2 separate regions of the Homo sapiens genome follow, and region 1 is linked to region 2. The links are chromatin loops, found by intact Hi-C in ENCODE. Cell type or tissue: MCF 10A. All regions are shown on one strand. Each heading gives the region's core, and the rest is flanking DNA. Links, peaks and the distances in the headings are about the cores only.

Region 1 (16,811 bases), core at 3,216-11,215, 310 kb before region 2:
ACTGCATTTTCCAAAGAAATAATTGACTGTATTTAGTTGTTTAAGCATATTTAAAAGTAAAGAATCTATATTATTATATTTCTCCCATCCTTTCTTTTCTTCTTTTATATTGTGTGTTTCTATCTTTTATTCTTGATTAAATTGGCTTTTTAAAATTTGGGTTTATCGATTGGTATAATCATTTGTGTTTTTCTTGTTTCCTTATTTATGATTTCTTTATACTTATATCATTTTCTTTGTCTTGCTTTTTGAGTTAGACTTGTGGTTCATTTATTATCATTCTTTTATATTTTTACTGATATAAACATGGATATAAATATTACTCTGAACACTGATCAAATGCTTGTGGTAAGAGTGCAAGGAAAAGCTCTACTGGAAACTGTTTATTTTTTCTATTTAAATTAATTCTTAAATTCTCAGTGTTTTCTATCTTTTAGCTATGCTGAAGATGTAGAATGTGTGTTCATTTTGTTCTTGCGGTTCATCTCTACAGTTTTTGAAATACTATGCAGAGAGATTTGCATTTAGGCCATTAGTATGGCTATCTGAAAGTTTAAATATTTTATTTGATCTATGGTGGTTATATGTATTAATTCATTTTGTTAAACTTCGTGGAAGTGTGTATTGATGATATGTACATTTTACTATATGTGTGTTATAATTAAATGTAAATAATTTCCCATAAAAGAAAACTTAAAAAATTAATGCTTTGTATTAGGGTTAGGTCAAGACACTTTTCAGGAGGATCAGGTAAGTGACTTTTGTAATGGTGAGATTAGCTGATCATACCAGAAGCTATAATGGTGATAATGAAGTTTCAGAGAAGGAAGTGGCTATAACGTGAACAGAATTTGGTAATAAAGAATTCTGTCTCACTAGATGTAAACAATGACAAAAACGACAAAAATAATGATTATTCATAATTTTTTATTTCAGGGACTTCATTGATTTAAAGTATTCATGTTGCGGCTAGTTGTGAGCATTGGGGATGTGGATGGGTATGTGAAAAATCGGAAAACAGAGTGAACAATGAGAAAAAATATTGCAATTCAGTGAATGTTATAATTCAATGAATATTGAATATGTATTAAGCAGCTATCATGCTGTAAAGACAGTAAAGAGCTACATATGACCGGGCGTGGTGGCTCACGCCTGTAATCCCAGAACTTTGGGAGGCAGAGGCAGGTGGATCACCTGAGGTCAGGAGTTCAAGACCAGCCTGGCCAACATGGGGAAACCCTGTCTCTACTAAAAATACAAAAAATTAGCTGGGCATGGTGATGGGCGCCTGTGATCCCAGCTACTCTGGAGGCTGAAGCAGGAGAATTGCTTGAACCCGGGAGATGGAGGTTGCAGTGAGCTGAGGTCATGCCATTGCCCTCCAGCCTGGGCAACAAGAGCGAAACTCCGTCTCAAAAAAAAAAGCTACCATATAAGATCATTTTTAGAAAAAATTAAATTTTATACCAAGTAAGTATCTAGGAACAACCAGGCATTATGTATTTTAGTGTGTGCCTTAGAGTTAAGATGTAAGTACTCAGATTGGTCACTGATGCAAAAGATGTTTCATGCTAGATGTGCACACAACATTGAACAGTACACATTTTGTGGCTCTCTTCTTTTGGACCTCTGATGACAAGCTTCATGGTAAGAACATTACCCTCCCCTGGCATCCTGTGTGCTGAGATCCAAAAGCAGTATGATATGGCATAATCCTAGCCTCCAGCTTGATTCTTCCTCTTCAGCATTCATGGTTAGAGAGAACTGTATTTCCTCTGATACAACCAAGGGCTGACTTCCAAGACTCATAACCGTAGCTTTTGGAGGTATTATACCTTTGGCCTTGGATCCTGGCCTGCCATATCTTTAGAGTTCATGAAGTCTTAAAAGTCCAGCTGTCTTTCTAGAAGATTACTTTACAAGAAGTCAGTCTTGAATAATTAACAATTACTACCTTGAAGCAGTGTGCAACCCCTGAAGCAGAAGACATGATACTTACAGTGAGGTGATAATTTTATTTTTAGTTTCAAAAGACCTGGGGAAAGTGGAACAAGTAGTAGAAAAGCAGGAAATAACATGGGAGGGATAGACATAGATATAGATATAGATATAATCTCCCATATATGTATATGTATGTGTGTGTATATATATATATGTATGTGTGTGTATATATATATGTGTGTGTGTGTGTGTGTGTGTGTGTGTGTGTGTGTGTGTGTATATATAATGTATGTGTATATCCCTGACTCTCTGGCAATCAGTTCAGAAATTAAGGAGTAAGCCTGAATCACCAGGACAAGTCATAGTTCTATGGAATAAACAGGTAGCCAAAATAAAGCACAAAATAAAAATTTTGGCAGATGTTCCAAGTTCTCCCTATTTGCAAAAATTAGCAAGAGAGAGAGAGAGAATTAATGACCAAAGGCCCAACTTCCACCTATGGAATAGAAGAAAGAAAGTAATTTAAATATTTTCCTGAGCCAACACAATATATTTTCATTTCTACTTTATATTGTTTTTGTTGTTCTTTTCACATCATTTATTTTATATTGTCATCATTTTGTTAGTTTCCTAGCTTAATATCACTACAGTCCCTTACCTTTTCTCTTACCTTTTTTGCTTTTCTTGAATATATATTCTTTTCCTTTGAATTAAAAAAGACCTTCTCTGTGTCTGTATTTAATTTGTATAATTTCTCCTGAGATAACTTCAGGTGCACAGGCAAAGAGCCAGATGTGCAATTTCTGCAGAGCTCTGCAAATTGTGTGAAAACAGGGAAGGTTAGATTTTTTTAGACTTGCTCTAAAATCATGAGAACACACCAACCAGGAAGTTTAGATTTTAAATAGTAATCCTTTGGGAAATTCCATTCCAGTAGTATTTTAAGAAATTGAAAACAAAACTTTATTTTTTAAAAGGAGATATATTGTGAAAGAGAGAGGTGATTGAGTTATGACTTGACAATTATAAATATTGGAGTTTGATTTATGATATACTATTCTTAATATTCATGTAGAAGGGAAACATTCCAAGATTGAATTAAACCTGTTTCCCATTGTGTTACAAGTCTCTTAATATACATGTTTCTGTCACAATCTGTGTGCATTCTTTGACCTTTACTTCCTGCCTTCCCCCTTGTCTTTTCCCATACAACAGTTTTGCATGGCTTATGGAGTGCTCACCTCATGAACAGGCACACTGAATCTGAACATACTGCTATTTCTGAGTCACTGGGAAAACCATTATTACTTCAAAATGATGCATCATTCATCATGTCACTGATGCCACTGTTAAAGCTTTATTCTTCGATTAAGTTGAATGTCAGAAAATACAAGTCTCCCTGGGAAAGATAACACAAAATGTTTAAATTAGTCTCTCGGAATGTAGTATAAATTCAATTTGGGTCTTTTCTTGAGAACAGAGGTTAATAGATAAAGAGGGGAAGGAAAGGATTATAAAATCACTGGGTGCCTAAGGAATAGGGAAGTATCACTAGAGAAGGAAATAAGAGCACAGAGAAGAGGCCAGAGAGGTCAAAGGTTAATTTCCCCTACTTTTCATTTGGGACAAGGCCACAGAATATAGAAGGAATCAGTCATAATTTTGTTGGGTGCTGATAATATTTTATTTTATTTTATTTTAGCTCCAGGATACATGTGCAGGATGTATAGGTTTGTTACATAGATAAACGTGTGCCAGGGTGGTTTACTGCACCTGTCAACCCATCACCTAGATAGTAAAACCATCAGGCATTAGCTATTATTCCTGATGCTCTCCCATGCTCCTTCTCCACCCCCTGACAAGCCCCAGTGTGTGTTGTTCCCCTTCCTGTGTCCATGTGGTCTCATTGTTCAGCTCCCACTTATAAGTGAGAACATGTCGTGTTTGATTTTCTGTTCTTGCATTAGTTTGCTAAGGATAATGGCTTCCAGTTCCGTACATGTCCCTGCAAAGGACATGGTCTCGTTCCTTTTTATGGTTGCATAGTATTTCATGGAGTATATGTATCACATTTTCTTTACCCAATCTGTCATTGATGGGCATTTGGGTTGATTCCATGTCTTTCCTATTGTGAATAGTGCTGCAATGAGCACACATGTGCATGTATCCTCATAATAGAATGATTTATGTTCCTTTGGGTATATATCCAGTAATGGAATTGCTGGATCGAATGGTATTTCTAGTTCTAGGTATTTGAAGAATCACCATACTGTCTCCCAAAAGGGTTGAACTAATTTACATTCCCACCAACAGTGTAAAAACATTCCTATTTCTCTGCAGCCTTGCCATCATCTGTTGTTTCTCAACTTTGTAACAAATGCCATTGTGACTGGTGTGAGATGGTATCTCATTGTGGTTTTGATTTGCATTTCTCTAATGATCAGTGATGTTGAGTTTTTTTCGATATGTTTGTTGGTTGCATAAATGTCTTCTTTTGAGAAGTATCTGTTCATGTCTTTTGGGAGGCTGATAATTATTAGTCATCATTTTTGGTAACTAATTCTACTCAATGGAGAACATTTCCATATTTTTAATGCCTCTGCCATAGTAATATTACAAAATGAAAATACAGAGCTGACAATCAGAAAGTTTGGTCATTTAAATAAAGACAGAATTTACCATTTTGGAGAGATGTGAATTTGAAGGAATCCCAAATGGGCAGTGGTTTCCTCCCTCCTTCCCTCTTGTTACACTCAATGTACATTGAGCTCGAAAGAGCTATCTTTGTTTATCAGGTCAGCATAGGATCTGTCCTTAATTTTCACATACCTAAAATAGCCAAAGTATACAATCAAAGAGCAGAATGGTGACTGCCAGGGGCAGAAGCAGGAAGGATTTGGAGCTGCTAATCAACAGGCAAAGTTACAGTAATGAGAGATGAGTAAGTTCTAGAGATATGCTGTATAACACTGCCCCTGTAGTTAACAGTGTTGCTTTGTACACTTAAAAGTTTAAGAGAGCATATCTCATGTTGTGTTCTTGCTATAATAAAATACTTTTTTCAAAAAATGAGATAATTCAATGTCCTTAAAATGCCTTTTAAAAGACTAATATTGGCTTGACTAAGTGTGTGTATAGTTACCATAATCCCAATATGTGAGTTAGCGCATAAAACTTCCATGAAAAATTCAACTCATTATACACCATACAATTTTGTCCCTAAAAAGAATCATCTTTGTTCATAGACATCCAAGTTATGTTTCTATACTCTCCCTTTGATTCTACATTAAATAAATATACTCTAAATACTACTTTTTAAAATAAAAGAGACTAATGTATTGGAGGGTTATCCTTGTACATCCTTGAAACTGAAGAAATTTGGACTGAGCAAGGTGGCTCATATGTGTAATCCTAGCACTTTGGGAAGCCGAGGTAGGAGGATTGCTTGAGGCCAGGAGTTCCAGACCAGTCTGGGCAACATAGTGAGAGACTATCTCTACAAAAATAAAAAATATATAAATAAAAATAACCAAGCATGGTGGCACTTATGCCAATTGTATTCCTAGCTACTCAGGAGATTGAGGTGGGAGGATCACTTGAGTCCAGGAGTTCAAGGCTGCAGTGAAGTATTATCATGCGACTGCACTTCAACCTGGGCAACAGAATGAGACTCTGTCTCTAAGAAAGGAAAGAAAAGAAAAGAAATTTGGACAAAATATCCAAAGCTATTCTAAAACTATTGATAAGCATAGACTAATTTCTAGATATGCAGATATTTTCTGGTCTAGAATATGAAACATCAAACTCAATCACCTAATGAGAAAGGATAACTTAAAGAAATAAGGCAGCCTGAACCCTGGATCTAGAGATTCAACTCAGCACTAATGCTACTGACAGTTTTCTATCTATTCTTGAATTTCTTCTCCACGTCACATGTCCCTAAGGTGCCTCAAGATCAGCTACTGTGTAGCATTAATCTTACATTTTAACCTTTCCATGTGAAGAAGTCTGCCATTTAGCTTACATGAGTGTAGATACATGGCAAGTTTTTTAATCACTGAATTTGCACATGGGGACCTATGTCATAGATTCTAAATAGGTTGATTATCTCCATTATAGGTCATATTTGATGACCTTGAGATGTCATATAATTATGGTCAGAATGACTTTGACTTATTTAAAAACTCTCAGTTCTTTTGGAAATATCCCCATTATTCTTAAACTGTAGAATTATAATTTGCTGATTTGACTTGCCTGGGACTTTTTTTCTTGGGAGCCAAAAATCTTTACAAAGGACACCTGTCTCAGGTTTGTCCTAAGCCAATTATAATCTTATCTTGGATTCAATAACTATTAACAAACAAATGTGAGATGACTAGGTAGGTCAAAGTATAATAAATTACTAGTCATGCATAGGTAGTTCATTTCTTTTTTGTTCATGTACTACTCTCTAATCAACAAGGCTTTCAATATTTATTGTAGAATCATATCAAATTGTTAAATAGCTTTTATCATCTCAGGCCTTAATGCTGTTTTTAAAAAGTATTTAAAATTTTATATAATATTAAAATATTTAATGAGTTGCTATAAAATAATGCCATTTGAATCCCCATTCAAAATAATAGTGCCTAGGTTAATATTCAAGTAGGTTTTAATAAACATATTTAATTAGTGGTTAAAATCAACACTCTATAAATACATAGATCCCAGAGTCCTATTTACTTGAAATATTGATAGAAAATAGTAATGACATATGAGCAAGTTAAAAGCATTTTGTTTTGAGTTTTTCCCACTCTTCCCTTCCCTTTCCAAAGACAGAGGAGCCTCACCTTGTGGCCTCCACCACCACAGGCCCATGGGGACAACTGCCAGACTACTGCCCATGTTCCCTTAAGGCCCAAGGGCTTTTCAGTTGGCTTGGAGTGAATGCTGCCTGGCTTGGGATTCACCCTTCAGGGCTGTGAGCTCTGCTCTGGCCCAAGGCAGGTCCAGAAATGCCGTCCAAGAGCCAAGTCCTAGAGGCAGGGACTCCAGGGGCCTACTTGGTACTCTACCTCTCTGTGGCTGAGCTAGTACCTAAGCAGAAAGGCAAAGTCCCCTTTACTTTTCCCTTTGCTTTTCATAAGCAGAAGAAGTCTTGCCCCATAGCTTTCATAGCTGGGAATATGCTGAGTCTCACTTGAAACCAGCAAGTCTCAGAGTCTCAAACAAGGCCCTCAATGTAGTACCTGGGTGTCACTGCTGGGCTCTTCAGTTAGCAGATGCTGAATCCTGCCAGAACTGCATCCTTCCCTTGAAGGCAGTGGGCTCCCTTCTGGCTCAGGGTGTGTCTAGAAATGTTCATTGGGAGCTAGGGACTGGAATGGGGGCCTCATGACTTTGACTTGTGTTATATCCTGCTGTGGCTGAGCTGGTATCCACGACGCAAGACAGAGTCCTTCCCACTCTTCCCTCTCCTCTCCTCAAGTTAAACAAAGGGGTCCCTTTTGGAGCCAGGAGCTGTGCAACCTGGGGTTAGGGGAGGGGTCAAGCCAGCACTCCCTTAGCTGGCTCAACTGATGTCTCAGTAGGTAGTTGGCCCTACTCACCCAGTCCCCTGGCTCTGAGCCCAGTTCAGCACTAGGACTCACCTAGGAATTGCAGTCTGTGTGGCTTAGGCTGCCTTTCAAGATTATTTAGAACCCCGGAGCACTTTAGCCTGCAGTGGCGAGGCTTGTGGAAACTGGAGTTCAGACTACTGGGATGGAAGACTCCCCTCTGGCTAGGGCTGGCTAAAATGCTACCTCTGTGGGTGAGTGTCAGCTGAGTTTGCTCTGGGTTTCCTTTCTGCTCTAACAGGACAGCACTGATTGCTGTGCTCTGTCTCTCCCTAGTGCACAGAAACGCGCCCCTTGCACCATACTGTGGCTGACAGGGGATGGGGAATGGGGGGATGATCATAATTCAAGACTTTTTTCTGCCTCTTCAGTGCTTCTTTCAGCGATATGAAGTTAAAACCAGCTCACCTGATTGAGTGCTCACCTGATTTTGGTTTTTATGAAGGTGCTTTGTGTGTGTGTGTGCGCGCGCATGTGTGTATGTGTGTGTAGATAGTTGTTACGTTGTTGTCCTTGCCCAGGGGGTTGTTGTGGGGAACGACTGGTGGAGCCTTCTATTCTGCCGTCTTGCTCCACTAATAAAGTAGAGCTTTTAACTTGTTTATTGACCATTGGATATCCCCACCAACAATGTTTCTGTTCAACTCCCTTGACATTTTTCCATTTGCTTGGATAATTTTGTCTTAGTTGAAATTTATTGTAAAAGCAGGATATGAATATATTTTCCCATTATGTACCTTGTTTTGCATTTTGAGATTCTTAATTTATGTATTATTAGTTAAAAGAGAAATCAATGTTTTAATTTTTTCTTTATTACTAATTCTTTCTTTGTCCTGTTTATGTGGCAATGCACTTATCCTGTTTGCATGACACATTCTTGGTTCATGCCTCAGCATATTTGTTAATAGCTCCTCCCTTTCTCTGTCAAAACTTGTTCCAGATAGAACGTTGAATTGCATAGTCATACTATGTTTAATACATTTTTACCTTGAGTATAATGATTTTTTCTTATATTATTGTCTAAAAGATGTGTCGTTTTCTCTTTTATATTTATGTAAAAATCCATTTAGAAAAGTTTTTGTTTATGTGATAAGAAAAAGTAAATTTACGTTATTTTCTTCCACGGTTAAACAATTGATACAATATTATTTATTGAAAATATTATCCTTTATCTTTATCCTTATGCCACTTCAATACATTGCCATATGTTTAGTAAATAAACTAATCAGAATATTCTCAAGTCTATTTCTGATCTATCCTGGTCCATTGGTCTTTTTATATATATCCTATATATCCTGAGTCAATGCCATGCTATTTTATTTAATATAGCTTTATGATGAGCTTTCATATCCAGGAAAGCAACATTTTCCACCATGATCTTCTCCTTCAAGAATGAGTTGATTCTTCTTGATTATTTATAGTTTCTTAATAACATTGTGAAATTCTTAAAAAAATGAAATTTTGAGTGGAATTGCATTTAGCTCATTTAAATTTGGGGATATTTGACAGCTTTAAAATTTTGAATCTTTCAATTTTATGTGAACATCCCTTATGTATTAACATTTTAGAATATTTAGTATCTTCAAGATCTGTGGTAACATCCTCTTTTTGTATTACTGACACTGATTTTTTGTACCTTCTCTCATTTCTTGATCACTTTCATCAGACAAAATCATTAAAGAACCACATTTTTACTCTATTGACTCTATTTTACAACCATTTTCTATTTACTAATTTATACGCTTAATTTTATCTTTCCCTTCTTGTATATTTTGGCATTTAATTTTGCGATGTTTTTCTAATTTAAGAAGTTAAGTCATTGAGTTAGCTTTTCTTGTTTTCTTAAATAAGCATTAAAGCCATAAATTTTCCTGTAAGTATAGCTTCTCTATATCTCATAACTTCTGATGTGTAATAATTTATCATGATTAATCTAAACTATTATTATTCCCATTTTGATTTCATTTTGATCTATGGCTTATGTAGAAGTACATTTCTTAATTTCCAAATTATGATTTTTTTAGTTATCTTTTTTGATTTATAGTTTGAGTTATTGTACTCATAAAACATATTGTAATAATTTTACTTTTTATAATTAATTGAGGCTTGCTTTGTGGTGAAGGATACAGTCAATTTTTTAAAAAGTTACACGTGCAATTGAAACTATTGAGCAACTTGCTTTGTGTATATTTACAATGTTTCACGTTTATCAAGTAAGTCAAATTTGCTAATTATATGAAATTTTCTATATTTTTGTTGATTTTTTTGTCTATCAGTCACAGGGAGAAGTTTATTAAAATCTCTCACTATCACCGTATATTTGCCCTTCAGTTTTGTAAATATTTGTTTTATTTCTATTGGAGAATATGTTATAGGCTTATAGACCTTGGGATGTTTACATGTTCTTGGTGAAATTAATATTTTATCATTATCATGTTTCTTTTTATATATATGTCAGCGTATTTGTGTTTGTGTGAGTGTATACTTGTGCACACACTCTAATAGCCATTGTCTTTTAATTTGCACAATAGCTGAGTTGAAATGAATGTAATTATGTACACGTTTGAGTTTAAATCTACCATCTTGCTATTTGCTCTTTATTTGTCCCCCTGCTCTGTTTTTTTTTTTTCCCCCTCGTTCCTTTATCTTTAGGACAATTATGTGTGCATGTGTGTGTATTTAATTTATTCTTTGGGACAGTCATGTGTGCATATGTGTTTGTATGTGTATGTATTTAACTATATTTCCTCCTCTATTATTTTCAGAATTTTTTACTCTTTCATTATAGTGTTAGTGCTTAGCCGAGAGATTACAACATACATTTTAAAATGACCTATGTATACTATTCATGTGTACTTCTGGCTTATTCCTGGGCAATGTAAGCAACTTAGAACAATTTAAATCAAGTCACTTTCTCACAAATCGTATGCCTTTGAACTCCTATATTTAATTTGGTATATACTTTAAAAGAAACAAGCCATAATCATTGCTTATACAGTCAATATTGATTTAGATTTGCTCTTTATTCCTCTGATTTTCCAACAGAGATAATTTTCTTTATGCTTGAATATTTTTTAGTATGCCCTTTAGTATGGCTCTTTAGGGATTAGTTCTTATAACTTTTATTTGTCTAACAAATCTTTAGATACTTTTGGTTTTGCTCATCAAGTTGCTTAGGAATAATTTATGTACAATAATTACATCTCTTTACAGTGTACAACTTTTTGAATTTTGACAGGTATAGGAACTCACAAAAATAGCACTAAAAAATAAGGTAATAGAACTTTTACATCACCCCAAAAAGATTCCTCATAGCTCCTTGTTTCTCTCTGTGTCCCTGGGCCTAAGCTACCACTGATTGGAATTCTTCATGCCATATTAGGCTAGTTTTCATGTTACACAAATTATAGCTTTGTGTTTTTTATTTATCTGGCTCCAGATCCTTCTTCTCCCTCTTATATAATGCATCTACTCAGCAATCACGTCCTTTTTAATATAAAATTTATTTTTCTTTAAGGGGAAAGTTATTTTGGAATTTTTATTAATGTATAATATCATCTTGGCCGGGCGCGGTGGCTCACGCCTGTAATCCCAGCACTTTGGGAGTCTGAGGCAGGTGGATCACGAGGTCAGGAGATCAAGACCATCCTGGCTAACACGGTGAAACCCCATCTCTACTGAAAATACAAAAAATTAGCCAGGCGTGGTGGCGGGCGCCTGTAGTCCCAGCTACTCAGGAGGCTGAGGCAGGAGAATGGCGTGAAACCTGGGAGGCGGAGTACAGTGGCACGATCTCGGCTCACTGCAAGCTCACTGCAATCTTGCAGTGAGCCGAGATTGCACCACTGCAATCCAGCCTGAGGGACAGAGCAAGACTCCGTCTCAAAATCAAATTTGTTTTTGTGTCCTGTTTGATCCACATTGAAGATATTTTCTTTTGTTTCTATGTCTATTTGTTTAATTTGTTGGTTTTATATTTGTTTCTTTAATATTCCTATTAAGTAATTGGTTACTTGCAAATAATAAATGACCAGATTATAAACATTTTATATTGTGTGTCACAGTTATTTACCAGAGATTCACAGTATTGGCAAGATTGATGTGGCATGTATGAAGTCTTTAAGGTTTTCAAAGTGTCTAAGAGGAAATCTATGTTTTAAAAATACAACAAATTTGTATTACATATGCTTTACAAGTAGTATCTAAAAAATGAGTCCTCTGGCCAGAAAACTATTCTTAATATCTAAACCAAAACACTATAGTTTTATAAATCTGTAATAGTATTTCATAAAATTCCAAAAAGATCCAGTATCTCTAAAAAGAAATCTTATTTAAGATTTTCTTTTTTTAATAAAAGGGCAAAAGATAGATGTCATATAAACTTATATGGCAAGACTTACAGATAAAACATTTCATCTCAGAACCCTAGTGAGTACTCTTTCATTCATTCAGCAAGTATTTAAAATCACCTTCTGTTTTTCAGAAACTATTCTGTTAGCAGACAAAAGACACTGCCTTCATGAAACTTATATTCTAATTAGAGGAGATAGATCATAAACATAATTATATGCAAATTACATAATATTTATGAAAGAAATAAGTGCTACAAAAATAAAGCAAGATAAAGAGAATGAAGGGAACTGGCAGAAGAATTGCAATTTACGTAAAATTGTAAGTGGTAAGTCCTCATTGAAAAAGTAATATTTTTGAAGGGAAGGATTTATTTCTACTATAAAATTATAATAGCTAAGAAATCAGATTGGTAGAATATATGTTAGAGGCATTCTATTTTGATGGAAACTGGACCTATGCCTGTAACTTCAGTGGTCCAGATTTCCTTTGAAGTTTTTACATTAAGGAATAAGTACTTAATAATAGCAGCAAGAGACACAATATAAAATATTTATAATATGGTTATTTATTATTTGCAAATAACCATTTACTTTACAGGCATATCAAAGACACAATCAAATATAAAACGAACAAATTAAACAAAGAGACACTAAAACAAAATGACATGTCTTCAATGTGGATCAAACAGGACACAAAAACAAACAACAAAAATGAATGCATTCAGATTTGTGCACACACGTGTGTGGAGTAAGAAGACTACAACTGGTTTTATGACATTAACATGCAGTCAGGAAAACCTCTGATTTAGATTATAGGCTTGAGAGCAAAGGGCGGGAATGGTTTGGTCACTAACTTGCCTGATGATTAACTGACATAATCTTGTTCAACTTTTCTATTTGTGGGCAATTGTATATGTGGCCATTGAATTAAAAAATGAAAGCTTGTGTTGTTTTGGTAAAATATGGAGCAGAAAAAAATTATTTCTACAGGACTACAGTAAAGACTAATATTTTACTTAACATATTTTATGAATACTCACTTTTTGACATTGGCAAGTGTTCATTTCTTACCACATTCTTGAGCAAAATAATATATCCTTTTTTAAAATAAATGAAAATTAACCTTATTTCACATTAACTCAAACTTTGAACCTTTTTATGGCAAATCCCCCATACATAACTACTCCAGCTGACACCTTCTTCATAAGAAATATTCATTGAATTCTGTTTGAATACCATATATCCAGTGAACAAGTGAGTGTCCTCATTATTCATGAATCAGATAGCACCCCAAGTGTACCCAGCATTAAATTGCTTTTGAACCATCTGTAATCTCTAGAAATGTCTCCTTCCAAAATGCATTTTGCAGGAAAACTCAATTTGAATTCTGCATTTACTCTAGCAGCACACAAAAGTCTATAGATAGGCTTGAAGGTCATTTTGACATTGTTCCTTTAAATAAAACTTTTCTATATTTATGGAACAAAACCCAGGAATGTTCTACATGTCACAGGATAAGATGATAGGATGCCAGATTGGTCCTTTTCTGAATAATAATAAAGCAAACCCACCCTTCCTTTAAAAATAGATGCTTGTTCTTTCTAAAACAGAAACAACATACAGCTTTGAAAGAGACAAGCAGAAAGCCATGAAATGAGTCATCAGCTGTGTTAGGTTACAGTGGGTTTATCTATGACTGTGTGTGAAAAACCACTCAGAAGAAGTCAGCAAAAGTGCAGCCAATTGCTGAGAGCTAATCATTCCGGGTTATTTTTGGAGGAACATGGTGTTTGTAGGTAGCATTGACAGTTACCAATTATTGCCTCTACCTGGCAAAATGCATGGGTTTGGAACAGTTATCATGAAGGTGTTCTCAGCAAGAACTATATTTAAACTGCTGACGCCAGTAATTGTGGATAGCTCACCCAATCCTGAATTTGATCTTAAGTGTTTTACAGTATGCAGACAAATACACTTAACTGGGGCTTTCATCGTCCTCAAAGTGTGCCTGATAAACAGCTTGCACCAAAATCCATGTTTTACAATGTTCCTTTAACTGTCTAATTTCTGTTGAGTATCATGGTATTGAAAGGAACTCTTTTACTATGGTTGCTTCAGAAATATTTAGGTGTAAGATCCTATAATCAAATCACTTATAATACTCATATAAAGGCACCCTGGTGCATAATAATATCTATATTTGGTTTTACATGGATAATTTATAGCTATTGAGATGTAATAATAAACTTGCCTTGGGAAATATAACCAGGAAAATGAATGCATTTGTTTTATTTCTGTTGATTACCTTGAAGGTGCACAATATAAAAGAAAACATATTGTTGGTATCTTTGCCTTTATGGGGGAAAAACCTTCCTTGTTTGAGGTTGTTGTGGTGATTATTGCTATTAAGAGCATGTCAAAGAAGATTGGTACTTTTTGTTCAGACTTTCTACTTCCAATTTTCCCAGGGTACAAATAAAATTTAAAGGGAAAGAACTAATAAATTATAGGCACAGCATGACTACAAAGGAAACATATAAGTTCAGAATAAAAAAATAATGAATTAGTTCACATCAGTAGAGTGGAGAGCAAACAATTACTGACTGCACCTCAGTGGCTCTGACTCATTTCCACCCATGCCTACCCTCTAGGATCAGTGAGAGCAGTACTATTTTCCTCTTTTTTAATCTCTTTATTGGCTAAAAATGTACTATATTTTACAATGACTCTCAAGAGTCTTTATTCTAACTTTATAGGATAAAGATTTCCCAGATATATATAATTGTTTATTTTGATGAAAAGTACTTCTATTTCTGTTCATTTGGATTTTAGCTGACAAAACAAAGTAAATTTGGAAAAAATACATGGAACTATAAAGAGGAAGTTTTAAAATAAATTATTTCCATAAAAGGGTGATCTCCATTGCCTAAAGGATTTTAAGTACACCAAAGAAGTTAATAATTACAATAGTTGATTCTGTTGACTATCATAAATGACACTAAAATGTGGAGAACAACTCTGACTAGGTTAACATTATTTGATTGGTTATCTTACCCTTGTTCAATTCTTTTTTTTGCCTATGGTTTTGTAATTTATGAAGTTGAAAAAATAACAATTACGTTAACTTTTTTTTGCTGTTGATTTTGGAATAAGTTAGTTGCATATGTTAAAATGGCTTTCTTGAAGAATGAATGTAGCAGCCTACTGCTGCAATAAAGATGTCCCTGGGAATTGTCATTTTTTCACTGTAAAGATAACACAAGATGTTATCTTGGTTCTAAAGAACACGTAGTTTCTTTAATAGGAACTATTTTAAAGTAACTCATATTCAGCTGCTGGGATTGTATTACATTCCAAATCAAATCTTGCTAATGCTTTCTCATCAGATAGAGTCCTCCTGTCCTTATATTGTTAATGAACGAACATACTGCAGGAGTCTCTGAAGAGCCTATGAATCTTGGTTTGTATAGGGGGGATTTTATACAATAAAGTCTCTTGTCTATTTTAAACAAAAATAAGAATGTGGTCTGCTTAATATAGAAACGAATGTGTAAATTTCTGAGCAGCTGAATTCTGTATCAATTTAGCCATCCACTCATTAAGGAAACAAACTTTTTCATAAGAGTGAATCAAGTATTTTCTCAATTCTTAGTATTATCATTCAGATATGCAATTTTTCTATAATGTATTTTATGACCAAGTTGTCTTTGTCCAAAAAGTCTGAGATAAAAAATAATTTTATATTTTGCATTACTTAAAATACTACCTGATATGGTTTAGATCTATGTCCCCACCCAAATCTCATGTCAAATTGTAATCCCCAATGTTGGATGTGGGGTCTGGTGGAAGGTGATTAGATCATGGCAGTGGTTTCTCATGGTTTAACACTACCCCCCTTGGTGTTGTCCTGGAGAGAGTGAGTTACTGTGAGATCTGGTCATGTAAAAGTATGTAGCACTTTCCTTCCCTCTCTCTTCTTCCTGCTCCATCCATGTAAGACGTGCCTGCTTCCCCTTCACCTTCTGCCATGATTGTAAGTTTTTTGAGACCTCCCAGCCATGCTTCCTGTACAGCCTGCAGACATGTGACCCAGTTAATCCTCTTTTCTTTATAAATTACTCAGTCTCAGGTACTACCTTATAGCAGTATAAGAACGGACTAATACACTACCAATCTACAACTGGATCACTCAAACATTTCTGCCAGCAATGTAAAATGGACAGTCCCACTGACAGTTTCATAACAGTCTGTTTCTTTAAATGTTAAACATGTTAAACAACTTGTTAATTTTTGCAAGTTCAAATGTTAAACAACCAGTTTCATAAAATGTTAAACAAGCTGTATTAGTCTGTTTTCGTGCTGCTGATAAGGACATACCTGAGACTGGCAATCTATAAAAGAAAAACATTTAATGGGATTTACACTTCCACATGGCTGGGGAGGCCACACAATCATGGTGGAAGGCAAGGAGGAGTAAGTCACCTCTTACATGAATGGCAGCAGGCAAAGAGAGAGCTTGTGCAGGGAAACTCTCATTTTTAAAACCATCACATCTCATGAGACTCATTCACTATCACGAGAACAGTGCAGGATAGACCCGCCCCCATGATTCAATCACCTCCCACTGGGTTCCTCCCACAACATATGGGAATTGTGAGAGTTACAATTCAAGATGAGATTTGGGTGGGGACACAGCCAAACCATATGACATACTAATAATACAGCCCAGTAATCACACTCCTGAGTGTTTATCCTAGAAAGATAAAATCTTGTGGATAGGAAAATCTTTATACAATGTACTCAGCAGCTTTCTTTGCAAATCCCAAACTAGAAACCACCCATGTGTCCTTCAGTGAGTGGATATGGATGGATTTAAAGAGGCATGGTACAGTCATACAATGGAAAACTACTCAGCAATATA
Region 2 (16,811 bases), core at 3,598-11,597:
ACTTCTGAAATCATGTTTAAATAGGTAATTTTATTTTAAAATGACAATTACTGGCTGGGCGAGGTGGCTGACACCTGTAATCCCACCAGTTTGGGAAGCCGAGGAGGGAGAGTTGCTTGAGCCCAGGAGTTGGAGACCAGCTTAGGCAACATAGCGAGACATCATTTCTAAAAAATATTAGCCAAGTGTGGTGGCATGGGCCTATAGTTCCAGCTACTCAGGAGGCTGAGGTGAGAGGGTCCTTTGAGCCCGGGAGGTCAAGGATGCAGTGAACTATGTTCACGTCACTACACTCTAGCTTGAGCAATAGAACAAGACAGTCTCAAAAAAAAAAAAAAAAAAGACAATGACAAAAATTGACATATCAATGAGACAACTTAAATAGGACAGTAAAAATTGTGAACAAAATAGGTAAAAGTGCTAACAGCAACAAGAAACTAAAGAACATCCAAGGATTGGCTTATAGGTCATTTCTTTCTAACTTGTAAAAAAAGAAAACAAAATCATCAGGTTGTAGAAAATACCTTTAAACAAAGAAGAAAAATGTCATCATCTTCAACTAATTTCTTAAGGTAAATATGTTCTTTAGTTTAAAATAAGACAAAGATAATAAGAAAAATATAAGTCATTCTCACTTGTCTATGAAAATAAAGACAAAGTATTTGTAAAACTATTATATTAAAAGATCATTTTTGAATACTGAGGTTCATTCAAAGAATAAAAAGTAAGAAACAAGCAATTCAAATATGCTCACCAAGGCAATATATAAAAATATAAGATTATACAATTATAAGAATAAAATATAATTTTTAAAAGCAGATTTTAAAAGTGAAGTATTAGTTTCAAAGACAGAGGTGACACAAAGCAGATCAGCACTTAATTGATATGATCAAGGAGAACTTTTTGTTTAAAGAACACACAGGAAAATATTACTGCTATTCTTTTTCTTAAAACCAGTATAAAATCTAAAGAGGTCATCTAACACTCCAGGAAGGACACTATAATGACAAAATTAGCAATTTAAGAGGTTAAAGGCAAACAGAAATATAAGAGTAATTAGTGAATAAACGTGCTGTACTTTTAACAAAGTAACTAGATAACATAATTTAAAAAATACAGAACATACATATACAAAATCAGAAATGACAAAGGGAGGTTATTAAAACAAAGCAACAATAGAATTATAAAGGATATTTTGCAAAATTTTAGACACTTTTTTTTTTTTTTTTGAGACAGAGTCTCGCTCTGTCACCCAGGCTGAAGTGTAGTGGCGCCATCTGTGCTCACTGCAGCCTCCACCTCTTGGGTTCAAGTGATTCTCCTGCCTCTGCCTCCCAAGTAGCTGGGATTACAGGCATGTGCCACCATGCCCAGCTAATTTTTTCATTTTTAGTAGAGATGGGGTTTCACCATGTTGGCCAGGCTGGTCTCGAACCTGGTCAGGGGACCTCAGGTGATCTGCCCGCCATGGCCTCCCAAAGTGCTGGGATTACAGGCATGAGCCACTGCACCCGGCCCAGACACATTTTAAGGCTTATACAAAATATTTTATATAAACATTTTAATAACATTTTATTTTATAAAATGTTTTTAATGAAAATATTTAATTAAAATATTTTTCAATTATACTTGACCCCAGGAGAACTGATTGAGCACTTAAAGGAATCAATTTCCTTGGAAGAAACAGAATGTATCAAATAACTACCCATACAAAAGACAAAGGTGAAATAATGCTTTATGTAAATCCTTAAGACCTTCAAAGACCAAGTAATTCTAAGTCATCCCCAACCCCCAACCCCTACCTGCCCCCCACCCCTGCCCTCACACTTTTTTTAAACAATGTAAAATCTGATTGTTGTCACTTTCTGGCATAAAAGGTCTGTAAAGTAACTTCCCACTTGTAAAGTAACATCCCATTGCATGTGAGTAGTACCTGTGAATATAATGAAACATCACTCCCATGACTATGTTATGTTATATAGCAAAAAGGAAATTATCCTGATTTGTCCTGTCTTAATCAAGTGAGGATTTTCAAAGTACAGTGTTTTCTCTGGCTTTTTGGTGAGGGAGGAAACAGAGAAACTTGCTCCTGCTTGCCTGAGAGAGAAGCAGCAGCTATCCATCTGCATTGCCCATGGAAGCCACGTGGCAAGGAATTATGGGCAGTATCTAGAAGCTGACGGTGATCTGGCCAAGAGTTAGCAAGCAAATGGGGACTGTGGTAATACAGCTGCAAGAAGATGATTCTGCCAAGTTGAAAGAGGAAGCTGACTTTTCCCTAGTCCAAGCCTCCAGATGCATCAGACAGATGCTTTGATTTCAGCCATGTGAGATCCTGAGCAGAGAGCCCAGTTAAAATGTGTCAGACTTCAGATTCTCAGAAATTGTGAGACAAATTTGTATTGTTTTAAGGTACTAATATTTTGATAATTTGTTGCACAGCAATAGAAAACTAATACAATGACCAAACATATTAACAAAATGAAACACAGTGATATTCTGAAGTCTCCAAGTGTGAAACCCTGAACATGACAATGCAACAGACATAATCTAAGTAGAATTCCTGCCAAAAATTTTAACCTGAAACTAGCCAGACAAATTCAGATTAAGAGATAAGTCCTAGAACTTATCTGATTTTTGCTAAAAACTCAATGTCATTGACAACAACATCAACGGGGAAAATGCTCTATTATGATGGACACTAGCGCAGCACATCAGTTAAATACAACATACAATCAAAGACTGGGAAAAAGTCCATTGAGATAAATGAGAATATTTAAATATGGGGTCTATTGTAGATAGTGTTTTTACTGCTAAATTTTCTGAGCATAACCATTGTATTAAGGCTATGCAGGAGAATGCTATCACTTAAGCAACATGTAATAAAGTGTTTAGGAATAAGTTAGTATCCCGTCTGTCAAATATCTCTCAAATAGTTGAAAGGAAAAAAGAAAGATGAAACAAAAGTAGTAAAATATTCAAAGATAGTGAATCTAAAAGTATATACAAATGTAGCTTGCCATACTCTTGCAATTTATAATACTCTTTTCTGTGCCTTTGAATTTCAAAATTGCTGAATAAGAAATGATGTTGCTGATAGTGTCAGGTACCTGCATTTTATATAAAAATATTTTCATCATATATCTAGCTCACAGAAGGTTGTTTTTCAATAAGAAATAGTGCTGAATTTAGTATTTTGGTATCTTCAATATAATCATTTAAGTAATTTTCATTTAAAAAGTTAAAGTAATGAAATATATAAATATGTTTATTATGAACCATCGTTGAATTATTGGAATAAATTATTATGGCCATAAGAGATTAATCTGGTGGATTAATTTGCTGTCGTTTTTTCTGCTGCATCTCATTCACAAATAATATTGGCTCCTAATTTTGTTTTTTTCTCCTGATATTATTCTTCATTATTTAAAATCAGAATATGAAAACTAATAGACATTATTAATAAGGTTTCTATTTCTTTTCTGTTTTGTCTGCTGTGTTCACCAATAGATTGTAAGCACATCAAGGAGAATTCTTGAAAGTGGGAAATAGGGTCATGGTAGATACAATTAGTTAAGGTGAGGTCCTCCTGGACTTTCTTCTTTGCACAACTAAGGCCAAGTTCACATATTGTTCTTAAGAATATTATACTGAAAAAAGAATGAGGACAGGTACAAAGGATTAATAATGCAGATTTAAAAACCTATTAAGAGATAAATTTGATAGAACAAGCGAGTGGTTATACTGGCAGAGAAAAGGGGCTGAACTGACACTATTAGGTCTCTCTGTTGACTGGATTGATAAAATGCAGAGAAGTAGTTGAGAGTGGCTCCAAAGTTATTTTCTACGTTTTATTTCAAACACTAAAAATTAATGGTGTGCTTTCACCAGTTATCTTTTGACTAATAGTTTATTTAGCTCCAAATTTATCCTAAATGGCTGATTTATATTTTACTTGGTAGTACATGTAAAAAAAAATCACAATTTCTTTTGAGTTAACACAAAATCCCTGCAAAGTAAACAAAGCTAAAATTATTAGCTCCATTTTACAGATCATGTAGCTGAGAAAAAGAAATTAAGAGATTTTCCAAACGGAGTGCAGGTAGTAAAGAACCAAATTTAAAGATAGGGTCTTAGGTATTTTGAAATTTCATGTCCATTTTTTTCTGCCATGTTGTTATGGGTTGAACACCCATGAATGCCTTATCCCAATCCCAAATAAATATTTTGAAGTTCTAACCACAGTACCTCGGAATGTTACCTTATTTGGACATAGGGTCATTGCAGATACGATTAGTTAAGCTGAGGTCATACTGGAGCAGGGTGAGCAGCTTATATGACTAGTGTCCTTACAGAAGGGAAATTTGTAACACAGACACACCCACTAAGAAAATATCATGTGAAGATGAATGCAGAGATCATGGTGATGTTCCTGCAAGCCAAGGAATGCCAGAGATTACCAGCAAACCACCAGAAGCCAGGGGAGAGGCAAAGAACAGATTCTCCCTCACAGCCATCAAAAGGAACCAGCCCTGCCGTCACCTTATGCTTGGACTTCTAGGCTCCAGAAATATGAGACAATACATTTTTATTGTTTATGCCACTCAGTTTGCATTTGCAGTACTGCATTATGGCAGCCTTAGCAAATTGGTAAATATGTGTTGCTACACTTTGATGTAGAAAATGATAATAACCAAAATTGAATAAGTAACGCATTGTATATATCTTCCTTTCACGTTGCTAAACATTCCTATATGTCGTGGTCATTTTAACCTAATCACACATGGGAATGATTGTTTGTTTGTTTGTTTGTTTTGAGACAGAGTCTCGATCTGTCACCCAGGGTGGAGTGCAGTGGTGCGATCTCGGCTCACTGCAACCTCTGCCTCCCAGGTTCAAGTGATTCTTCTGTCTCAGCCTTCTGAGTAGCTGGGATTACAGGTGTGCATCACCATGCTCAGCTAATTTTTGTATTTTTACTAGAGACAGGTTTTTGCTATGTTGGCCAGGCTGGTCTCAAACTCCTGACCTCAAGTGATCCTCCCACCTCAGCCTCCCAAAGTTCTGGGATTACAGGTGTGAGCTACCACACACAGACACACATAAGAATGATTTAAACATCATAGAAAAGCAATTTAATTAAAATTTTAACTCTTAGATAAATAGAAAAAAATTAAGTTTTCTGAGAGAAAAGCCTTAATTGACGTTGTCTTCTATAACATTTATACTTTCTCCATGACATCTTTTTCAAATGTAATTATTATGTATCACAAATCCCCAAAGCGTCCTTTTACTATGCATGTCTTAAAATTAAAATGTACTAATAATTTTCTTTTGTTATACAAGAACAATTAATATTCTGCAGCATAAGTATGTCATATGCAATTTGGGACATGCTTATATTAGACAATAATTATTTGTTTATCTGAAATTCCAATTTAACCTGAAGTATAATATTTTTTCTGACATGCCTTGACAATCTCAGTTAAATAATCTCTGGCTACAAGAGTTCAAGTGCATAGAACCAGAAAAACTAACAAAGCCGTAATGAATCCTCCAGAAATGCCACTATGTTAGTACCAGATGGTAGAGAGAACTTACTAAATAATATAATTGGCCAAAACAATAAATTTTCATTCCTCAAAAGTTACAGTGATATTAAGTTTGTCTATTTTTATTAATCAACCAATTTCAATAAAGCATATCTATCCAGGGGCTACTGAATACCTTCAGCCGTTACAAGATATACCAACAGAGACAAATTTAGAGCAATGTGTTCAAATCTACCCTGCAGAATGGAATACTCTAATACCTCACAGTAACCAGGAATAATCATCAAAATTATTCATTACTTTATAAATAATAAAAAGGGGCATTTGGTTTTCCTGGGTTAAGCACCTAGTTTTGATTTTAAAGGCATTTTTAGGATATATTAGCTTAATGCAATTTATAAAACAGGATACTCGAATTTCAAACAACATGGTGCGCTGCTTGTTTTTGCCCTTGATAATTCGATTGGATTAGCACACTCTTCCCTCAGATTTTTCAAATAACTAGATCCTTCATGCTTTTCTCCTATCAGTTCAAACAGCACCTTCTCAAAAAAAGCCTTCACTGACTAGTCTCTGTAAAGCAGATGAAGACATACATCATTCATGTAATTTCACACCATTCATGATGTTATTCACACCATTCATGTATCATGTAATTTATTGTACTTTCTTCTTATTTGAGCTTGCATGTTCAACCTATTTTTGGTACATTTCTGATGAATTTTTTGTTTACTTTTTGAAGGTGATGTCTTTTCCTACTAGAATCTAAATTCCAAATGTCCAATGTCAGATCTGTGCAACTCACAATAGTGTTCTCTGAGCTTGGCACTGTCCTTAACTAAATTTTAATGTGTTATAAAATGACAAGATTTCTCCACACCATTTGCATTGGCCCAGAAGCAACAAGCTCAAGGGCTTCAGAGACCACAAACCCTTTCTGGCAGCTCTAGGGCTGAAGTGTCAATATCTTGGTACTCTGAAAATTCATTCCGAGCAATTATTCAGCCAATGAAAGGGGTTTTGGAAGCACTTGGCATAGGCTCTCAAGTCAAATGGACCTAGATTGAAGTTCTTATTTTGCAATAGACAAAATGGCAGATCTGCGCTTCAGGCTCTTCATCAGTGCAGAAGAGTGATAAAAGTCTCATAGCATAGGGGGATTGTAAGGTTTCAATTAAGTAAAACCCGTGCTTCACATTGCAGGTTAGGAGTGTTTTTTTGTAAAGTGATTTATTCCTTATATCCATTTCCAAATATATTTTTTAAAAGAAGCAGAGTGTTGAACTTAACCTCAGTAGCCAATGTTCCAACTAGTAGGGCCTAAAAGAGCCATCAATGAGTATTATTTCTACAGGAAAATATAACATATTCACAGCACAGTATATACAGCCTTTAAACATTTTCAATATACACATATAAAAGTCTACAGAATCTAGATTCTTCTATTTTTAAATGATTCCTGGAAGTTTCTTCAAAATCAACCCTAGTGAAAAGATGAGTAATTATCTGTTATAGTTGAGAAAAAGAAATAGCCTAGAAACTAGAAATCAAAGTTCAGAGTTTTATTTTATAATATACATATATAATTCAGTAGAGCAACTCTGGAACAGGCTGGACATTAGAGTTATTGATGGTAAACCTTCTCCCCATTTTTACCTAGTAAATACTAGGGGTTTTTTTTCTCTAAGTCTGGCTACTGTCCAAGTGATAGTTCTTCTTTAGTAAAATTCTATTCTGTTGCTTAAAGGTTTTGCTATTAATAGCTTATTAGAACATCGATGAAAAACTATTGTTTAAAAAATGACATTCTTTCTGATTAAGTTCATTTTGAATTATTTACATCCATTTTGTTGAACACTCCCCTTCGATCTACACTGCATTGCACTAATGATTTTGCAGCAAACAACATAAATGTTTTCCATATTCTCTCAGCAAATGTAAATGCTAATAGTACATCTATGTGAAAAATGTCAATATAATAAGCTTAGATTAAGTACAGTGCCAAGCATGGTATGGAACAATCATATTTAATTGATGAGTGATATTATTTATTTTTAGTGATTTGAGTATTCAAAAGAAATGAAACATTTACAATACATGTTACAAAAAACATTCAAATAACCAGTCACTGTGCTTCCTTGGGGTAGAGGAATACAATTAACTTAGTTTCTTATTCAGAATGCCAGTAAGTACTGTAAGCAATATTTCATGCCTAAATATTACGATAATATAGATAAACTTCTTCCTTTATGCATCAAAATGTCCTAGAATATTTCCTGCTCTATTTTGCTTTACATTTGCCTCTATATAAAGGATTCATCCTTCAAACAGAAGCCTGTGGTATGAAACCTATGGCTATTTTTCTTACTATGCCTGGATGCTCTGTGGTAGGCAGCATTCTAAGATGAACCCTAATGAGTCATGCCTTTGTACAATTCCCTCCCCCGGAGTGTGGGCAGAGCCAAGAAAATATGCCAGAGGTGTTGGGATACCATTCTCCTAATTAGGTTACGTTCTATTGTGAATATGATGACACAGTTATTCTCAAGATTATCTATCTCAAGTAAGAGATTCTCCTATGGGCTTTGAAGGAGTAAGCTGCCATCTTGTTAAGAGAGGGCTTGTGAAAGGTTCAAATGACAAGGAATGGAGATCTTCAGTAAGAAAACAGCGACCTTAATCTTACAACTGCAAGGAAATGAATTCTGCCAACAACCGTGTGAGCTTGGAAAAGGACTCCCAGCTTCAGAAAGGAATGCATGTCAGTCAACACTTATATTGAATCCTTGCAGTGCCCAAAAGCAGAGTTCTCAGCTGTACTATGCCAACCTCCTAACCCATGGAAACCATGAGATAATAGATTTATGTTGTTATAAGTCACTTATTTTTGCTAATTTGTTACAGGAAATAGAAAACTAATACGTGTTACCTATTTTACAAAAGTCTCTGTACTTTTTCTCACGTCGCTTCCTTAATTGCAATGACTCCATATCCTACCCTTCACTCTGTTTCGCTGACTCCTGTTTATCAACTGGATTCACATCATGTGACACTTATTTAGGAGACTTCTGACACCTCTACAACAAAATAAATGAAGTTTCATTCCTCCCCTTTTGTATAGCAATTGTATATACCTTCTTACATTTTATTTTAATGAGTTTCCATATATGACTCTTAAGAGCAAGAATTGTGTCTTACTCTTACCTCCTCACATCTCTAAGTAAATAAAATACATTGTGTTTTCATAATTTATTGGAATGGTCCCTAAATTCCAAGTGCCATGTGGTCCTTAAACTCCCACCTGCATCAGAGTAATGCCAATTCTGAACATATTCTAGATCTACTGTTTTCAGATTTGGATGAATAGGTGACAGGGTTTGGATCTTTGTCCTCACCCACCCCACATGGAATTGTAATCCCCAGTGTTGGAGATGGGGCCTAGTGGGAGGTGATTGGGTCGTGGGGGTGGATTCTTCATGAATGGTGTAGCACCATCACCTTGGTGCTGTTATCATGACAGTGAGTGTGAGTTCTCATGAGATCTGGTTGTTTAAAAGTGTGTAGCACCTCCCCCATCTCTCTTTCTTGCTCCTGTTCCAGCCATGTAAGACGTGTTCTAGAAATAGTGATACCTTAAGGTGAAGTGATGTGTGAGATAATCACATGCCCATTTTCAATAAATTTTGATATGTGCCACAACCCCACCTCCATCTGAGAATTATTGCCTATTGAACAACTATTGTCAATGAATGATTTTAAATTTTCCAGGTATTTTGGGGTATAAAACAAATTGGAAAACAACCACTATGAATTAATGGAGCTAATTTCCGTGTATGGCTCATGGAAATCCATCACATTACTTCGGTTATGAGCTAAGGTCACAGCCACTGGCAAATTTCTTCATCAGAAGAGAATTGCTAGCAAATTAATGAATTAGAGAAATGTTCATGTTCTTAATGCCTAGAAGTACATTAAAAAGTGCTTATCTTTCAACATATTTTATACTTTATGCCAAGAGCATGTTAAAACAACTCTCTCACAGACATAAGACTGGATGGGTAAACAAATTTAGCAATCTGAAATAAAATCAAAATAATTTTATAATCATGCTTTATATTAAAAAATTACAGCAAATCTCTAAATTGTAACCATAAATTTTTATGAACATGTACAATTGTTACTCTAGTATAGGTTACTTCCTTTATCTCACAGAACTAGCTTCAGATCTAGTGACTATTAAGTTGTCACTTTTTATATTTAAGACCATGAAATATGTTAAAGAGACATCTAACTTGATTAATAACTTCACTTCTCTCTTTGATGCTTTTTTATTTACTATATTTTGAGCTTTAGCTCTGTTATCATATTGTAGTTAGGACATTTAAAGAAAATATGTGTCTCTGAAAATATTCTTATGATACAGGATATTTAAATGTCTAACTCCTTCTACCCTGATATTTACATCACATAAAACGTCCTCACACTAGATACTAATTAAGGACCGTTATTGATTTTTCAGAGAGCAATTATTGATAGTCATGAGTGAGTATAAAATGAACTATCTTTGATGTTATGATGATTGCATTGGTCAGCATAAAGAACTGTAGCCCTTTATTCAACAGAACGGGGCCTCATAACATACTCATTTAATTTGGCAGATTATAATATGCTTTTCTATTAATGCTGGCTAGATTTCAACCAAATGACTATGTAGATGTAAAAGACTTAATATCCTATTAGCAACCCTATGATTCATCTAGTCCCCCAGTCTTGTTTCTAATCATAGCTTCTAATATTATATGTAATATTGGAATGTGCCTATAAAAATTTAACAAATTGAAACTTGAATGGTTGAAATATATACTAGTTAAAAGCTCTCTGTTGATCCTAATTTATTTTATTGTATTTTCATATACCTATCAAATCCATTTATTATATTTAGCTTAAAAATGTACACACACATTTTATAGTTAGCAAATCTACCAGTGAACAATTATGTTTTCAAGTAAGTACATTATCTTAGGATAAACACAAATTGGCTTGTAAAAAAATACAATCTATTAGCTAAGTGTGGCTTAAAGGGTTACCATACATTTGTATTACCTTTAAGTGATGATACTTACTTCTGAGGAGTTTAAGTATGGTAACCAAGAAGATAGGGGAGTAAAACTAAGCTGTGAATGGTTTCCATTCCTAGCAGAAGTATATCTTTTGAATAGCTCATAAAAAGGCTGGAATATTATATTTAGCATTTGAATAACATGAATCAACATTTTAAATAATGACTGAGACAGTTTTAAAATAAAAACAATCTTGAACATTACACATATCTAAAAAATTCTTACTAATAAATTCAGAGATTTGAAATAAAATTTGAGAATCACAAGTAAAAACTTCCTGCTCACTTTTATCCACCTGTAGTCAAGCTTACTTAAGGTGAAACATAGAAGTGAATACACAAAGAAAAATTAGTATAAGCTTATATTTTGGGCTGAAAGGATAGACTACTCCATTTGACAAAGATAGTGTTAGTATAAAATCATGTGGTTTAAAAACAGAATCTGCAATTACTTCTTCCCTCCAACATCCGAAAATTAAAATGGTTTATTATAAATGAGTCTAATTAATTTAGATTATTCTATGGTTATATTATTGATACCTATAGAAAAATACTCTTATGATGAAAGCACATCATAAGTCATAAAATAGTTATTTATGAAATTACTGATTTGCTTTCCATAAAATTTAACATAACTATTACAGATTCTATGCTGACTTCTCAGGCACAAATTTTGTTGAAATATTTATGGGGTTCACACTATGAAATACAAAATCTTTGTGTATATATATGGCCTTGAAATTAGAATAATTACAAGAGGGAAATCTAGAAGCTGCTTTTATTTTTTTTTTGTTTGTTTGTTTGGTGTTTTTTTTTTAAAAAGACTTCTGAAAGTGCCAAGCAATATCGTTGAATTTATTTGAGGAAAATAATAAATACGTTGTTATTGTGTATGAGTGGGTACACTAGTACTTAGGAGGGTCCACAGTTAGAAATGAAGGTGACCCTCTGGTTAAATAGCATGGGTAGATTTTGATTTATGTAGATTGTCGCTGGTAGAAAATAAGCCCTGCTCATAAATCTTGGAAAGTAGGGTAGAAGGGGTTAAGACAGTATTTAATATTTGTATGCCTTTTAATGGTTGTATGAATGTCTTTTCAATTGAATCTAAGTAGTTTAATCATAAAGGTTGTATAAGGAAATTAAATATGTCTTTAAAGTAAGAACTGTAAACACCTACATAATTAATATATGATTTTCAGTACTTATTAAGGTGAAAAATGTTATACTAAATGAATACATTTTAAAAATTACAATGAATAGCTTATTTCCCTTAGCCAGAATTATTGTTTAAAGGGTGTATGCTCTTCAATACAATGTCCCTCATGGCCAATTTAAAATATTCCACAGAATTAATTTCCATTGTATTAGTGATTTTCAGTGACTCCAAGGAACTTCAATGTTTAAACAAGTGCATTGTTCATATACAGGAAGAATTATTTTCAGAATTCAAGTAACCCAAATTATTCTTGACACCCACGTTTTATCAAATGGAGTTTCTATCTTCTTACAGTGACAATACTGGGTAATTAAAATATATTGATCAAATCATTAACCAATTGATAACAAGTGCTATCCTAATTGCCTATTGTGAAAGAGATTTTAAAATTTAGTTTTTTCTTTTATTTCATAAATTTTACTTATTTTATAAAGTTTTTATGGAGCCAAATAAAATATACCATTTAAAAATTACATTATTTAAGTCATTTTTTTGGAGGTGTTAAATATAAAGTTGTTCTGTAAGTATACAAAATTATTGCAGAGCAACAGAGAAATTAGCTTGGATATATGAGAAATAATAGACAAAACTAAAGAATAAAAGTTAATTTTAAAGTATGATAGATGGAAAATATAATGCAATGATCATCATTCTTTGTGGATCAAGTTTTGTGGCTGGAGAGATGCAAGGATGCCTTTCTAACTGAACTATTTACCACTTCTGCCATTTTCCAGAAGATGTTCCCCCAAAAATTAAACTCTGATTTGACTTCAGATAGACAGATGGGTAGATAGATAGATAGATAGATAGATAGATAGATAGATAGATAGATAAATAGACAGACAGATAGATTATAGATAGATTATAGATAGATAGATAGATGATAGATAGATAGACTATATATATAGTCTTTTAAAATATTTTCTTATATCTCTTTGTATTTCATCTTTTTTATTTTTCTCTTTCTGAGTATGTTTTAGAAATATGTCCAGGGAAAGATAAGAGTAAACTCATCTCTTAAGTTTCTTTTAGCAAATCATGTGCTTGGCTTATTCCAGTTCTAAAAAACCAAGAATATGCCTTATAACACATGAAGAACACCAAAAACAATTTCCAGCAGGACTTATATGTTTATGAAAATCAGCAGTGAAAACTTTAAAAAGTCAAATGCTCAGTAAGTTTGCGGAATTAGAATTTCTGTGAGTGGTTTGAACATTTCCATTTATTTAAAAGAATAGGCCAGGCACAGTGGCTCATGCCTGTAATCCCAGCACTTTGGGAGGCCAAGGCAGGCGGATCACCTGAGTTCGGGAGTTGGAGACCAGCCTGACCAACATGGAGAAACCCTGTCTCTACTAAAAATACAAAATTAGCCAGGCGTGGTGGCACACGCCTGTAACCCCAGCTACTCAGGAGGCTGAGGTGGGAGAATTGCTTGAACCTGGGAGGTAGAGGTAGCAGTCAACTGAGATTGTGCCATCGCACTCCACCCTGGGCAACAAGAGTGAAACTTCATCTCAAAAAAAAACAAAAACAAAAAAACAAAAAACAAAAACAAAAACAAAAAACAGCATAACTAACTCTCTGGAGAAGACAGTAATGTACAGACAGATTTGAGAAGACCTACCCTAACTAACTAAGCCAATGTTGCTACATGTGTGAACTTATTACAAATGAAACTATAGGGCAACTATGAAGAGTTTTATTTAAATGGCTCCACAATGGTTCAGTCCTGCCATTAGCACTCTCACCTCCAGTCACATATAATTGATTCAAGTGCTCTGTTTTCTGCTAACCTGTCACTCATTAAGATAGTTACTTTGCATTTTGATACTGAATGTATTCCTTTTTGGGAGAGTTAGATACATTCAGATTATTTCTTTATCCTAAAGACAAATTTCTCCATTTTGGATGAAACTGCAGAAAGGAACATCTCTTAAAAAAAAATAGCAATAACTCTTCCTCCCATGTTGAAGCCCCTGATTTCCAACCCATCAAGATATTTTACTTAGGCAACCAGTTGCCTTCTTCCAAGTATCTGGCATATTATATAACTAAACCACTGGAAAAAGGTCAGAAGTTGTCTCTCTTATAATAAATTTATGACAATATAATTCACAAATTCAATTTAACATTTTGGATGCTGCTAAGATAATGACATGAAAAGAACTTAAATACATATAGTCATTCTTTTTTTTCTTGAATCCTCATGAAAACATATAAACATTGAAAAATGGCAAAAAAAAACCCTAAATTTAAAGTGTTATCAAAGCGTGAAATAAGTTTATAGTAATTTACTTTTTTATGACTTTAATCTAGATTCTAGATGTAATATGATTTATCTTGAATAATCACAAAGTACTAAAGGTTTCCTTTTAATAGTAACACTTTTGGTAACAGTCAGTATGCAGTTAGATTATACCATGGTTAATAGTCATCACCAAATCTCAGGAACTCAATACAAGAGAAGCTAATTTCTTGTTTACAGAAAGTTTACTGTGGGTCTGGTCTGCTCTATAGGACTGTTGTCCTCTATATCCTCAGGAAACCAGTGATGGAGTCAACTTATGCTAAGAAATCTCCAACATTTTACACTTGTACTATCTAAACCATATGATCTCCTTATTAGGTGAAACAGGGGAATGAGCACTTTCACCTTAGGATAATGTACTCAATGAAACTATATTTTTAAAATAAGAACATTTTTTTCCCTGGAAAATAGCAATATATGTTACCCATTAAAACTATACCTGCATTGCAAGAAATATTTATACAAATTATTCAGGCAAAAGAAAATCCCAGAAGAAAATTTCAATCCACATACAAAATTAAGTGAGTTAAAAAGGTAAATATTGGGATGTATATAAAAGATATTTTTCAGCCTTTTAAAATTAAATTAGAATTAATTATTTAATGCAAACTATAATAACAAGTTGTGAAGTAACATATAATTGATTCCAGTACTCTATTTTCGTATATAGAATTTAAATTTATAGAAACAGCAATTTACATATATAGAAACAATAAAACATAATATGAGGAGAAAATGATACTATACTATTATGTATCTTATACTATAAGTAAATATATGTAATATTTGAAGATAGTGATAATTTTAAAATGCTCTTTGTAAACCGTAGAATAATCATTACAAACTAAGATAGGCATAATTAATAATGCAATACAAACAAGAAACTGAAAATTTAAAACATTCAGTAAATCCAAAAAAAGCAAAGAAAGAAGAAAATATAACTAAATAAGCAGACATAAAGATATTAGATTTAATTCTGAAAATGTCAACCTTACAATTATATTAAATATAAACGGTCTAAATACCGCAAATGATAGGCAGACATTGTCATAAACATAAAAATGTTTAAGGCAGACATAAAAATGCATGACCCAACTCTAAACTGCCTGAAACAATCATAATTTAAATATCATGATATAAGGTATTAAAGTGAAAATAATTTAAAAGATATAATAAAAAAATAAAACTAGAGTGGCTATACTAATGTCAGACAAACAGTATTTTGGAAACTGTAATATTTTCAGGGAGGAGAAAAAGGGAAATTTCATAATAATGTTTTCTTGATTTTTTTTAATCAAGAAAACTTAAACCAAATCAGCATGCTTTTTTAAACACATGTATTTAAAAATACATGCAAAGAAAACTGATAGAAATCAAAGGATAAGTAGACAAATACATAATTATAGTTAAGATTTTAATATACCTCTCTCAGGAACTAATAAAGCACACAGAATAAAATTAATGTAGAAAAGAAACACCTAGAAAGCACTATCAAAGGGCAGACTTAATTGACATTTATATGGCATCCACCCTCAAATAGCAAAATACACATCCTTTTCCTTGTGAATGTAATATTTACCCAAACCAGTCATTTTCTGGTCATAAATCAAATTCCAATAAATTTAAATAATTTGAATAATAGAAAGTATGTTTTTGGTTGCAACAAAAGTAAATTAGAAAGTATTAGTAAAAATAGACATTTTATTGGCCTCAAAATTTTACTTTCCCCAAAATTGGCAAGTGGAGAAGACCTGTGGTTACTGCCCCAGCCCAACTCCAGCACTACCCTCATAGAACAGAAACATCATTCTGAAAAAAACAGGCCTCTGTCCCTGCCCCAAGCAGTGGTGGAGTGTTGCAGAGATACTTGTTTTTCTTTTTGCAATGGGAGAAGCTAGCTATAAGAACAGAGAGATCCATAATTTTCCCTAAGGGGACTGACTTTATTTGGTAATTAAAGTGGGCTAGTTTAAGCCTATCAGTATTGTCAAAATAAAATGGAGACTTTGGTGGTGAGCAATTAAGAGGATGCAACAAACGAACATGCAACAGCACGTAGGAAGCACCATGATAGAAGCAAGCAAATTGGATAGACCAACTAGAAGTTTCAGAGAACCAAAAAATGTAGCTGTTAAAAGAGTTCTCCTGGGATTAGAGCAAGTTTCAGAGATGGGCCTCTAAGACTATCTCAGCAGAGGGGCAGTAGTTTAATTGGATTATACAGTGAGACAACTTATGCACAAAGACTTGACAAAACAATTGAGTAATTAGTTAGCAAGTAGTGGAGGCTCACAGCTATATGTAATACTAATAGAGGCATACCACCGAGTAGTTTAACAGGGATACCAGGTAAGACACTGTCAAAAAAAGCCTGTCATTTATAAGGCATTAGGGCCAGGGTTACTGAGTGCATGCCCAAAGTTGTACCCTCTGAAAGGTGATACTAGAAGCTAAAAACTTCAGAGGAAATAGACATAACTGAGCTAATCCAGAAAACTCACTAAACAAATAAACAGGCAAACAATAATAACAACAAGCCCCACAGGAATCAATATAGAGCTGCTGCAATATACTATCTAGAATGTCCAACTTTCGACAAATTACAAGATA

What was found. A loop is a pair of places that touch in the nucleus more often than their neighbours do. Peaks named below come from ENCODE experiments on the same cell type or tissue, not always from the same donor. Only the 100,000 strongest peaks of a DNase experiment are listed, where the experiment ranks them.
Region 1: a loop joins it to region 2, with 2.9 times the contacts of the local background. A loop is called at or near these places in 1 of 110 quality-filtered maps.

Annotation. Positions count from the first base shown.
Region 1 is chr6:140,771,163-140,787,973 of GRCh38, reverse strand. It overlaps LOC105378027 (a long non-coding RNA gene), which reads right to left. Exons shown (of 8, transcript XR_001744387.3): 7 at 3,183-3,340; 8 at 2,539-2,754. Among named protein-coding and RNA genes, the nearest start is that of MIR4465, 96 kb to the right of the region's middle. In MCF 10A, for the core only: no CTCF peak of the experiment used is centred there; a DNase peak (open chromatin) is centred at 7,553.
Region 2 is chr6:140,466,462-140,483,272 of GRCh38, reverse strand. No RefSeq gene overlaps it. Among named protein-coding and RNA genes, the nearest start is that of MIR4465, 210 kb to the left of the region's middle. In MCF 10A, for the core only: no CTCF peak of the experiment used is centred there; no DNase peak of the experiment used is centred there.